Regions from separate parts of the Homo sapiens genome. Here region 1 is linked to region 2. A link is a contact called in ENCODE Hi-C or POLR2A ChIA-PET data. All regions are on one chromosome and are shown on one strand. The core of a region is the stretch at or near the end of the contact, and the rest is flanking DNA. Distances in the headings are between cores, read along the strand shown.

What was found. A loop is a pair of places that touch in the nucleus more often than their neighbours do. ChIA-PET counts read pairs that join two places held with the same protein, here RNA polymerase II (POLR2A). Pooled maps may share reads with other maps.
Region 1: a loop to region 2 is called in a map of endothelial cell of umbilical vein, with 5 times the contacts of the local background. The contact joins two enhancer-like sites. A Hi-C loop is called at or near these places in 15 of 168 maps with a recorded cell type or tissue (GM12878, IMR-90, PC-3 and 9 more), 1 of 37 single-sample maps with no recorded cell type and 11 of 50 pooled maps. POLR2A ChIA-PET finds 5 or more read pairs at or near these places in 4 of 52 experiments (CD4-positive, alpha-beta memory T cell, H1, WTC11 and 1 more).

What each region holds. Positions count from the first base shown.
Region 1 is chr2:109,330,187-109,336,173 of GRCh38, reverse strand. The region is part of intron 1 of SH3RF3 (SH3 domain containing ring finger 3); the gene reads right to left. It also overlaps a transcript of RANBP2 not described here. Among named protein-coding and RNA genes, the nearest start is that of MIR4266, 20 kb to the right of the region's middle. Within about 2 kb of position 3,538, at least 13 of the 41 ENCODE cell types and tissues checked have a DNase peak (open chromatin) inside an H3K27ac peak, as active enhancers do.
Region 2 is chr2:109,378,847-109,384,441 of GRCh38, reverse strand. All of the region lies in intron 3 of SH3RF3 (SH3 domain containing ring finger 3), which reads right to left. It also overlaps a transcript of RANBP2 not described here. Among named protein-coding and RNA genes, the nearest start is that of MIR4266, 68 kb to the right of the region's middle. Within about 2 kb of position 1,289, at least 8 of the 41 ENCODE cell types and tissues checked have a DNase peak (open chromatin) inside an H3K27ac peak, as active enhancers do.

The DNA.
Region 1 (5,987 bases), core at 2,289-4,788, 51 kb after region 2:
TTCCCAGAGTAGTAAGTATTTTTGACTTTCTTTAAGATATTAAATATTTTTGAACTTCCTAAAATATTAAAGAGCTTACTAGGCCTGCCTGAATTTTCAAAATGTAGGGAGAGGAATGCCTTCTACGCTAAAGCTTTTCCTGATGGGTTCCAGATGTTGCCAGTCACTTAAATCAGCCCGAATGTCTCGACAACATCGTGCTATCAGTCTCACCGACATATCCCACTCCCAGCCCCCAAGTGTCTTTTTTTGTTGAGCTGCTTCATTCATAAATACATCTTTCACATTCACTTTATGCTTTCAAGTTTTCTAAGCATTTTCATAGGCTTTATTTAACTTTCATTCTTATCCTCTCTACAGCCGCGTAAGGTAGGAAGTGGTTTTAGGACATTTATGCAGTTAGTCAGCAAATCGGAATGAGTGCCCGTTACTTGTGGGGTGCGGTTCTGGCGTGGGGTTTGGGAGTGAACAAAACACTCAGAGGTCCCCACCCGGGTGGAGTTTATGTTCCAGCCAGGGGGACAGCAACAAAACATACAAATAAGTAAAATCTAGAGAATGTCAGAAAGTGGTTAAGTGCTAAGGGGACACATAAACCAGGGGAGGGGACATGAACACTGGGATGGGGATAGGGTGAAATCTTAGAACGTCATCATCGAGAAGGTAACTGAGGGACACGTGGATGAGCGAGGGCTAGTCGACGAGCATGTCCCAGCCCTGAGGGGCAGAGAGGAGGTGGCGTGTGGAAGAGGTACGGGCTTCCCAGGGTAGGGGCTGTGGAAGGGCTGGAACAGCCCAGCAGAGACTCAGAAGGAAATAAACGCCATTGAGAGTTTTCAATGTGGAAACTTGAGGCATAGGGAGAGGATAAAGAGACACCTGAGAAAACATGCTAGAAAGAGCCGTTCTCGTGTGGGACGGGCGAGGGGCCTTGCCCCACAGTCCCCACAGCTGCTCCTCTGAGGTGCGTAGGCCTCGGAACTCTAGATCAGGCGCAAGGAACAGGTAACACCCCAGGATGCTGCAAAACGTCCTGACGAATCTGCTCCGAAAACACGAAATGTTCGGTTTTGAAGCAGGGAGTGGTATGACCACCATGATCCCAGGCAGAGACAAAACCGTGTCTTCAATGATCAGGGAGCACATGTAAGTCGCCAACGCGGTGACATAAATCGCGTTCTCAGAGCCTCGCACCAGGACGCATGGCCTGGGAAGGCACGCAAAGAGTTAAAAGCAGAACCTTTCCAGGAAGGCCAGCCTAAAAAGCAAAAAGAAGGCTTCTCAATAAAAACACTGGGTTCCACAAATATGTAGTCCACCTGTCCTGGAAGTGCTACTGAGGGGAGCAAGTGGCACATAACATTCTAGTTGGAGAAGGAGAGAGAAAAACAGAGGCAGGAACAAACTCCTTCAGCAGCCTCTGTGGCCCATCGCCTCCTGTTCTCATGAGTTGAAGAGGCATATTGCAGCTTTTTCTCCCTGTGTCTGTGGGTCTCCTTTCCCTCTTGTCTGCATTATTAAGTGTGACTTCCTGTCACCATGCTGCCATCCCCTGCTGGAATCAGCGCAGTGGACACTGTGGCTGCCTCACTCCATCCCTGGCATCCCCGGAGCGGGTGAGGGTTCCCCTGCTGGCTGGCACCACTAGCACCCTTCCTTTAGCCAAGCCAGTCTGTGCCCTTATTGCGAGGAAAGTCCGCAGGGTTCTGGACCAACAGGAAGCCAAGACACCCACAAGGCTGTGTTTCCTATGGGAGGTACCCTGATGATGAGGTGGTCTTTATTTTTTTTTAAGATTTTTTTTTTTTTTTTTTTAAAGGAAAAAAAAAAAACTGTCACCCAATCTGAAGTCGAGTGGTGTGATCATGGCTCACTGAAGCCTTGACTTCCTGGGCTCAAGCAATCCTCCCACCTCAGCCCCTCGAGTAGCTGAGACTACAGGTGCATGCCACCACACCTGGCTAATTTTTTCTATTTTTTTGTAGGGACGGGGTCTCACCATGTTACAGCCCAGGCTGAACTTGTGGGCTCAAACAGTCCTCCCACTTTGGCCTCCCAAAGCGCTGGGATTATAGGCGTGAGCCTCTGAACCTGGTTTTGAGGTGATCTTCAAATGCACAACTGTCTGTGATTTGAGGAAGCGACTGGACTTTCCTAAAGTCTTAGAAACCTGCCCACTTCCTTAAAAATTTAACACATTACCACTTGTCAGAAAGTACTCTGAGCATGTCCTCATTATTAATTCTTCTGAACTTCATAGCAACCTTAGGAGACAAGTATTATTTTGGTGATATCATTATTATATCATCATAATTATAATTATTAATATTATAATGGAGATATTATTATCTCCATATTATCTCCATTTTACAGTGGAGGAAACTAAGTCACACAGAGGTTAATTAACATGTTCAAGGTCATGCTGCCAATACGTGGCAGAGCTGGGATTTAAACTCTAGCAGTTTGGTTTCAGAATTTGTGCTCTTATCTTCTATGCCAGCGGTCAGCAAACTTTGTCTCTAGTGGAGCAAGGTGGCTTTGCAGGCCATCAGTGTTAGCTGTAACTATTCAACTCTGCCATTGTAGCAGCCAGAGCTCCAGAGATTCCATGTAAATTAGTGGGTGAGATTGTGTTCCAATAAAACTTTACTTACACAAACAGGTGGGGTATGCTATACGTGAAACCTCACTTTGTAGACTGTGAAATGTGATCTCAAGTCCAGGATGACTGACTAAGGTTAGGCTTGTTTTATTTTGTGTTTTTAAAAGCAAGAATCTCAACAGATTCACTTTCTTAACATCTGATGCTGAAACCAATACATTACATTGATCACATTCAGTTTCTTGTGCATTTCAGCAATGAATATATCCAGCAAGGATATGCTAGGGCTCTTTTAAAAGGCGAAACTAATCACCCTGAACTTGAATTCTCAACTACAGGCAGGAGAATGCCTGAACCTGATAGATACAGGTAAGTCCATCATGCCTTTCCGAGGTGCAGGCCTGGTGCTGCCGCGAGCAAGATCAACCCTGGGACTTGAGCTAGGGCTGGAAACTGAGGTCTCTCCTGGAACGCACTGAGGCAGCACTGGAGCTGCAGGGCACCAGGCAGTGAGCAGCTCTGCACTCACGCGCATTCCCAATCCCAGGCTGCCGAAGACGAATACATGACCCAGCAGGCTAGGCTGTCTTCTGCATCCTGCTGATGTTGGGACCACCAAGGTCTCACTGTCACAGTTAATTTCCTCCCATCAAAACAGCTCAAAGGAATCCACTGGTTTCTGACCATTTATTCTATAAGGCAAGAAACACTTCAACACTTTTGTGAGGACACAATTAACATACTGTGCACGTTAAAAAGGGTGATTCCGAGTCCTATTTCTCACCACCCACACTAGCACCTGTGCCTCCACACACTAACCCTGGGGGCGGGGTGGCTGCTCCTGGATATGTTCTGTAGGAAGCTCGGCAGGAATCACTCAGAAGGGTGACTCATCGCCCCATCCTTTCCTGCCTGGCAAATTAGAGGATGTTCCACCCACGGGGCAGCCCTGGCTTCCTTAGCACAGCACAGTGAGCTAAGAAATGCAGAACTGTCTAGTCCAGAGAGGGCTGAACTGCGGGGAGCTCGGGACAGGAGAAAGCTCTGTTCCTCACACATCCTGGGACTCCTTAGGGGCAGAGGCAGCAAAGGAGCCTTGTGCTGCTTCTGCTGCACTCAGCCCCAAGCCCGTCCAGGAAGACCTGCACCCTGCTCGGGGTGCTGGGGGAGTCGCGGGAGTGTCAGAGCTGAGCTACAGGCTGAGAAGGAAGGAGCAAGTGCAGCACCCCTGGGCGCAACTCTCAGAACACAGAATCAGGAGGAGGAGCTCTCTCAGGAGAGAGTTGGCGTGCCAGAGGGAAACAGACGGATCAGCAGGTTGTTTCTACCCTGAACTCAGAGAGGCAAGAAGGTCTGTTAGGGGTCCCATGAGGCAGCTTGCAGAGGGCTCCGGGCCGCAGATGCTTCCCTCTCATGGGTAAAGCGCCTCTCTGGTGCTCTTTACCAGCAGCCTTGGCCAATGTCTATGCTAAACAGAAGCACCCAAAAGACTGGCAAACACATGCAGTCTTCTCTCTTTAGCTAAAGCAGAAAGCCACAGATTTCCGGTAACCGCTGCTCCCAGGCTCAGCCGGCATCCACGACTAGTCACAGACAGTCACAGCACCAGGAAGACCCATCGGAGGATCGGCCAGGTGCTGAGGGTGCAGGCAAACCCCTCCAGAGAGGCAGTGGACTGCAGCTCCTCTGGTGAGAGGTCTCTCCTCAGGGGAGACCCCAGGGGCATGACAGGGTGCCCCTGGCAAAGATCTGAACACGAGACTTTTAAAAAATCATCTTAATATTATATTCATTCAATCAGTCACCAAGTACTTATTGGCCACCTAATATGTGCCAGACATGGTTCTAGGAACTAACAAAATAGATAAAGAAAATAGAAACAAAATAGATAAAAACATCTCTACCTTAAGGGAGCATACACTTTATAAGGGGACAGAGACATACACAAAATAAACTATTAAAAGTACGTAGTATAGTGAAGACCGTAAGTACTCCAGAGAAAATATATCCAGAAGGGGATTGGAAGGCGGTGGGGGTTGCAATTTTAAATTCAGGAGGGTGAGAAAGGGCCTGAAGGAGTAGACGCGGGAGCCCTGAGGTTTTGGGAGAAAGTGCTCCTGGCAGGGAGAAGTTGCAAACCTGGTTAAGGCCCCAGTTCTCACACTCCAATCAGTTCATGATGCAAAACAAGGGGAGAGAGAGAAGGGGAGAGGAGGGAGGCAGGAAAACAGGCCAGGTGGCTGTTAATTGATTGCAAATGAGGAACTCATTTGATGGCCAATTCCTGAATCTTGCTCTGGCACCCAGCCCTGCGGGACAGGCGGGTGGGGGTCTGTACACAATATCAGGAAATTTCAGCTTCAAGAAATAAGACACCCGGCATTCCCCATGCTCCAGGGAACAGATCCAAAAGTAAAGGATGGGGAAGAATGAAACCGCTTTTGAGTTTATCTCCTGGCCATCTTGGAAGAGCTTCTGCTATGCTGGAAGGAAAAGCTGAGGAGTCTTTTTTAGATTTTGGGTGAAAGTCAACAGATACTACAGTAACTCCAAACACCTGGCTTTTTATATGGACTTAGACCATGAACTAATGCATGGCACAACCTTTATTCAACACACACTTGCTGGGGACTTCCACTGCACACACTGTGCAAGGTGCCAGACACAGATGAGTGACTTGCAGACCCTTACCAGAGGAATTGGTCCCTTAAGAGGGATCCTGCTTATTGATGAAACCCAGGGGGAGAAGACACACACCTCTTTAGGAGTGTGTGGGGAATGATGGTGTCCAGTTGTGTATCTGTGTATGTATTTGAATTATCTTTATCCACCCATCTCTCCATTTATTTGTTTATTCATCCATCCGTCATGTATCCATCCATCATTCATCCATCCATCCATCACTCCTCAATCTATCATCCCTCCCTTCCGTCTCTCCCTCCATCCATCCACCACACACCCATTGACCCACCATGCATCCATCCATCCACCCATGCAAACAGTGACTATCTTGTCTGTGCCAGGCCTGTGTGAGGTACTAGACATCTAACAATACAAGGGGGGACACCCCCTGCCCCCCATTCTTACAAAGTTCGTAAGGAAGATGGAATGTTTATTTAGAGTCATAATGTATCGAATATACATGACTAAGGAATAATCAACAGGATGAAAGTCTTGGATAATTCTGAGATATGCCAAGACAAGAAAAAAAAAAGAAGGAAGAGACGGAGAGAGATAGGCACAAGAGAAGAATTTTGCCCCTTTTCTTTAGTTTCGCAATAACATCTGAAATGCACACCAAAATTGAGGAAAAGGCAACATTCTTCTTTCTGCAACCCACAGAGTTGGGGAGACTTACCACACATTCCAGTGGGACAGACACTGG
Region 2 (5,595 bases), core at 40-2,539:
ACCCCTGGACCTGCTCCCTCCCTGCCCCTCCCCGAAGGCCGCTTTCCCTGCCAAGTCCCGAGCGCTGACAGGAAAACTGCAGTTCCCTCCTCCCAGGTCCTTCCTCCTCTCCTGGTGTTACTTTCTCCACGGAGAGTAGAATCCCCTCCAGACTTGCTTTTCTTCGCTGTTGTGTCCTCCCTGGCAGATGTGGTCTCCAGGGTTCTCCTCTGCTTCATTCAGGCTGCATCCCCGGGGCCTGGCCCGCAGCCGGCGCTTAAGGACTGGATGAACGTGGGACCCCAGGCGGCCTGGAAGGAACTGTGGGGAGGGCACTGCCCTGCCCAGCAGTGGGATGTGCTCTCTCCACCAAAGGCTAAGCCACCAACAGAAACCTAAGGGTGGGAGGAGCAAGTGGTCCTCTGATGGAAGCAGAGATGGAAAGGATGGGCTGCCTTCATTTGTGAGGGGCCAGCCCTGAAGGAACTGTTTGTGGCAGCCAGGAAGCCTCTAGACTGTCATCAGAACCTTCTACCTAACAGACACTGGAGACTCAGCGGGGTGGTAGGGTGGAAGGGGCTGAGGGATGAGAAATTACTTAAAGGGTATAAGGACGGACTGATCACTGAAAACAGGACGTCTGGAAAATGCGGCTGATGTCCCAAGAGCTTCAAACTAAGACTCTTAATTGCTCTCACTTTCAAGGATTTGGGAGGCGTTTATAAAAGCAACAGAGAGTAGCTCTGAGCTCCTCTGCGGGGGTTGAGCAGCAACGAAATGAAGCTGGAATCAGTGCTGTTTCTCATTCTGCATCACAGGTGGAATTCAGGTGGTTACAGAAAGTACCCCACAGGGCACACACACGGTTTGGGCATTTCCCGGACCCGAATCTTAAACGTGCCTCAGCCCGCAGAAGCCTGCACCCTATCCATTGGAAACAGAAAGTATTAACAGAAGGTACCATGGAGGAGAAGCATGAAGACAAGAGAAGAATGATTCCAACTGGCCCAGAGTGTCAACCTTGGTCATAATCCATTGCCAAGTCTTAGAACTAAGGGTGAGGCAGCAACAGCAACCGAGACCTGTAGGATAGATCTCCCTGCAAAGATGGGCTGCTCTGGAATAAAGATGTTTGGGGTCCCCCATGACCCCCCAGTGACTCCACATGGGTGTGCTTGGTTCCAGCTGAAAAATCAGACATGGTTTCTTCTGTACCAAACATAGCCCTGGACCTCAGCCAAGAAGTGCTGCTGTCATCCTACAGGCACCCAGTGCCAAATCTCTCCACAGCTAAGTATGCTTTCACTTCCATGCCTGAAAAGCTGCAAGCACTCACAAGGTCTGCCTGGGGACAAGTGCCTCGGAGCCAGGGCCCGCCCTCAGGGCTGCATGGAATCTGACACCGGTTTCCTCCAAACTTCTTTAAATGTGGATGGTACTTCCTAAGGCCGATCTCCAGGTTCAGACACACTCTCAAGTCCTGAGTGTTGTGATTGGAACACTCAGGAAAGAAGTGAGCATGGGCCTGGAAGAGCGTGGTCCACACATTAATCCATAGAATGAGATGGTGGGAGGAGAAGCTGCAGGTCAGATTGGGGCAGGGTTCATAATCCAACAGCCAAATGTCTCTGCACTAGGAATCCTGAAAGCAGAGAACATTGGGGGTGCTAACTTCAAATTCTGGCATGGAACTGCTCATCAGCTGCGGGCCCTGGATGGGGCTTGGCTGCATCTCTCGCCAGGAGAATGGAGCCTTCCTCTTCCCCTAAGGCTGTTCTGAAGATTCAGTGGCAGACGGATGTTAGAATGCACCAGAAGGATTTGAAGATGTGACAGGGCTCGGTGTTCCAAAGGAAGGTCCTGGAGACGACTGGGGTGCTCTGTGTGGGGTGACAGAGGGGCTGTTTTAAGATTGCTGAGGCCTGGGGACACAGCTGCAAGACGGAAGGGCATGTGCTAAGTGTGGAGAGTTCATGCAGATGAGGACTGAGGAAAGGCCAACCACGTCGGGGGTCAGGAGGTGGGCTGCTGAGGGAGGTGGGTGGCCAGTGGGCTGGGCGCAGGTGGGCCTGGTGCAGGCAGCCTCAGCCCCAGGCTGAGTCAGCCCCACTGCAGCAGACTCTCCCCTGGGCTGGGCCTGCAGCTTTCCCAATGACTTGTGTTATCTGAGACCAAAACAGATGTCCCTTCAGCAACTAAGACAGACCCTATGGTTAAGGAAACAAAGTTACCTATGTGCTGGCATGGTAACTTCCTAAATTCCTGGGCTACAAAGAAAGCCACACTCTTGCTAAACTCCCTAACAATAGGTGCTATCAGACCCCTCTGATTTATAACCCAGACCACTGCAACTCTGATGGGACAGAGGACAGCCCTTACAAACACCCCTTTCTCATAAGCAACTGCAGACCTCAAGCCAGTTTCAGCAACTTATGGAGGCTGTGCACAGGCTGTCTTTGTGTCCTATAGTTCACCTGTTGATGGAAAGAGCCAAATTCCACCTCATTTTAATGCTGAAACCCCACCCTAAAGTGACATGAGATGTGTGTTACGTACATGTTTGCCCATTGCACATGCACTCAGCTCCCCTTATAAACATGCACAGCTTTCCCCCAAACCTGCTAAACATGTCTGATTCTACTATGTAACACAGACCCTGCGAGCCATAAAATCCAACTGCCCTTCCCCTTCTGCGAAGCGAGAGCACCTTCGTTCCATGTCAGAGACTATCTATTCCTGGCTTGCAAACTGATGTCACCAGTAAAGCTGTCCTTTCTACTATTTAGCCATCCTGGGGGCCTTCTGACAACACTCAAATGCTCACTGAAGTTTGCGAGCCACAGCCTAACTTACTCAAGCAGGAAAGGTAGAAGTGAAAGGGAAGACAAGAACATGGAAGCCCGGGGGACTGGAAGCTGAGTCAGGGCACCGTGATGGCCACGCTGAAGGGAGGGCAGGTGGACGTGGATGGCCCAAGATGCCCTGCGGAGGGTAGGTGTGAGAACTCTGTCTCCGTAGGATTGGGTGGGTGTGCGTGCTGAGACCAGCAGGGCCCAGAGAGGAGCTAAAGTTAGGTGTAAAAGTAACCCCGCCATTGACCTGCTCAGTGGAAAGTGCACTGTCCATATGAGTGACAGGAGAAGCAGAAAAACAGCTGGAGCCTAGGGGAGAAGCAGTCTGGACACAAGATTGGAGCTCAGTTACTTCCACCGGCTGCAGGCCAGACGCTCCAGCAGCCTGCTCCAGGGCCACCTGGGTGTTCAGCTGCCCCTAGGCTGACACACTTCCAGTCCTGAGTAGTCTCTTCAGGAGATGACTCACTTAAGCCTTCCATCGTCGCATCCAGACCAGGACAAGGCTCTGCACTCAGCAAGTGGTAGACCACTTGGTAGACCCGTGGAGGAAGCCCTCTTCCTGACACACAATTTCACAACTACTGCTTAAAGCCAACACAGGTAGTCCATTTTAGTTACCAAAACAGTCGGCAATCAGCAACGACTCCTGCTGGTCTACATGCATGCAGCTTCTTTCTGGCAAGGCTGAGTGCACTGGTGCTGAGGACCAGTGCGTGCCCTGCTGGGGCCTCCAAAGGCCCTGAATTAGTGTCTGGCTCTCCAGCATCGAGGTCTTGGGAGGAATCTAAAAAGTTTGATGTCTGCCTATGCAGGTGGTGGGGGGCACCTGGTGGGCAGGGATTGCCTGGCTAAGGTGGGCAGGGTGAGATCAAACCTCAGGAACTATGGCACAAGGCTCCATGTGCCCCTTCGCCAGGCCCTGACAACATTTAAGGTGGGCTGTGGCCCCAGTGATGACTGAGCCACTCAGGCTGCGGTCAGGGCTACTCACTGTCCCCACAGAAGCTCCCAGGGAGGCTGGCAGCGAGGACAAGGGGCTTCACAAAAACTTACTAAGCTGTCTTGCCACAGATATACAAGAACTGCTGCAAGCTTCCCAGCTTAGACCCATTTAGAGATGGTCAGTGGGGCATTCCCCATGCTTGATGAGCTCTGTAAAACACTGAACCACAACCCAATAACATTGCACAGGTGCACAGGGTAGCTAGCACCTGGGCCCCACCCTGTGCCAGGACCCAGAAGGGAAGCAACTGTGAGTTACAGGTCTGGCCTCAAAGGGGCTTAGGGAGACAAAACAATCACAGCAACAAGACTCCCAGCAGCAATGGAATGTAAGATATTCTATTATAAGATGTTAATTTCACGAAGACCTCAAAAAGACTTAAGAAGAGAGAAATCAGGGCGAGCCGGTACCTAGGCACCTACCTATTTTTGCTGGAGACAAACAAACCCAAACTACAATGAACACCCATGTATGTGTGGATCACGCCTTGGCAGTCAGATCCCGGCAAGAAAATGTACAGACCCCAACCATGAATGCGACTGGAGTCTCCCTCTTATGTAGTCTTGTCTCATTTCTTTACACTCATTTATTTCTTTATGTCGTTAATCCAATTGAAAGGTAAGGGAAACAGTGGGTTACTGGTGAAGGCAAGACCACTGCTTATTCTCCCTGATAGGTCTAAGAATTTGCCTCCTGGACCACTCTGTTCAGACATAGACACAACATCACACTCCAGGAGACACGCCATTGGGTGCTTCCTGGTCCCTGCCTTCTGGTCCTCGCTTCTGGCTTTCCTGCCCAGTGTTCTTGGCAATGACCGGGCTTCACCTGCAGGAGGGCTTTACAAAGTGTTCCTGGAGGCACAGTCCACACTGACACAGAAATGCAAGCAGGATTGGCATCCACACTAAGGCTGGGGGATCCCTTCCACAGGCTGTCGCTGCGGCAGGAGCTTGTAAAAACAGAGGATGACGAAAAGCAAGAAAAATAAAATGAAACTTCAAACAAAACTGCATCTTCCCCAGCGTTCCCTGGCAGACATCCCTGAGTATTTTTCCTTCATACTTTCACATCCCTTCTGATGTGGCATCATCAGGGTGTCCTGACTCTTAGAAGCAGCGGCCACATCTGTCAGCAGAAGTGTAGGGAACACCAGCAGTGAAACAAACATGCGAGGGGCTCGCCTGGAGAGTGGGACCACGGGACGGGCTTTGGCGTTTGGTTGTAACCCATCTCCATGGTAAACCATGACTTTAAAGGCGTTTTCCAGTTCCTCATCTAAGGAAAAGTCCTGGATTATTACTTTGGCACTGAAGCTGGAGAGATTGAGCCCTGGGGAACCTCTGACCCTTATTTCAAAATTCCTAAAGCATCACTGGCTAACATCTGCTTAGCCAAGGTGAAATGATGGGTAACATTTTTACCCTCCTGCTCCAGACACTGAAAACAAATCTGTGAAACAAGATTTGCAGATATGGGACAGCAGAACGCACAGGACAGCAATCACCAAGAGCGGCGGAGCCCATAACATGGGCTCTGTTACTGTCTCTGGGTTCTCTAGCCTCTCCCTGCATTGAGAAGACAGAGTTCTGGATCTGGGGAGCCACAGTGGCTACAGGATGCAGGCCAGAGTTCTGGAGAGGAGGGAGCTGTAGAGAGAGACAGTCCTGGAGATCTGCAGAAAGTCCCCTGGAGTCTTCAGCTGAGAGCTGATCAGGGCATTCATATGAGGGAACTATCCAGCACTGGGGAAAGAAC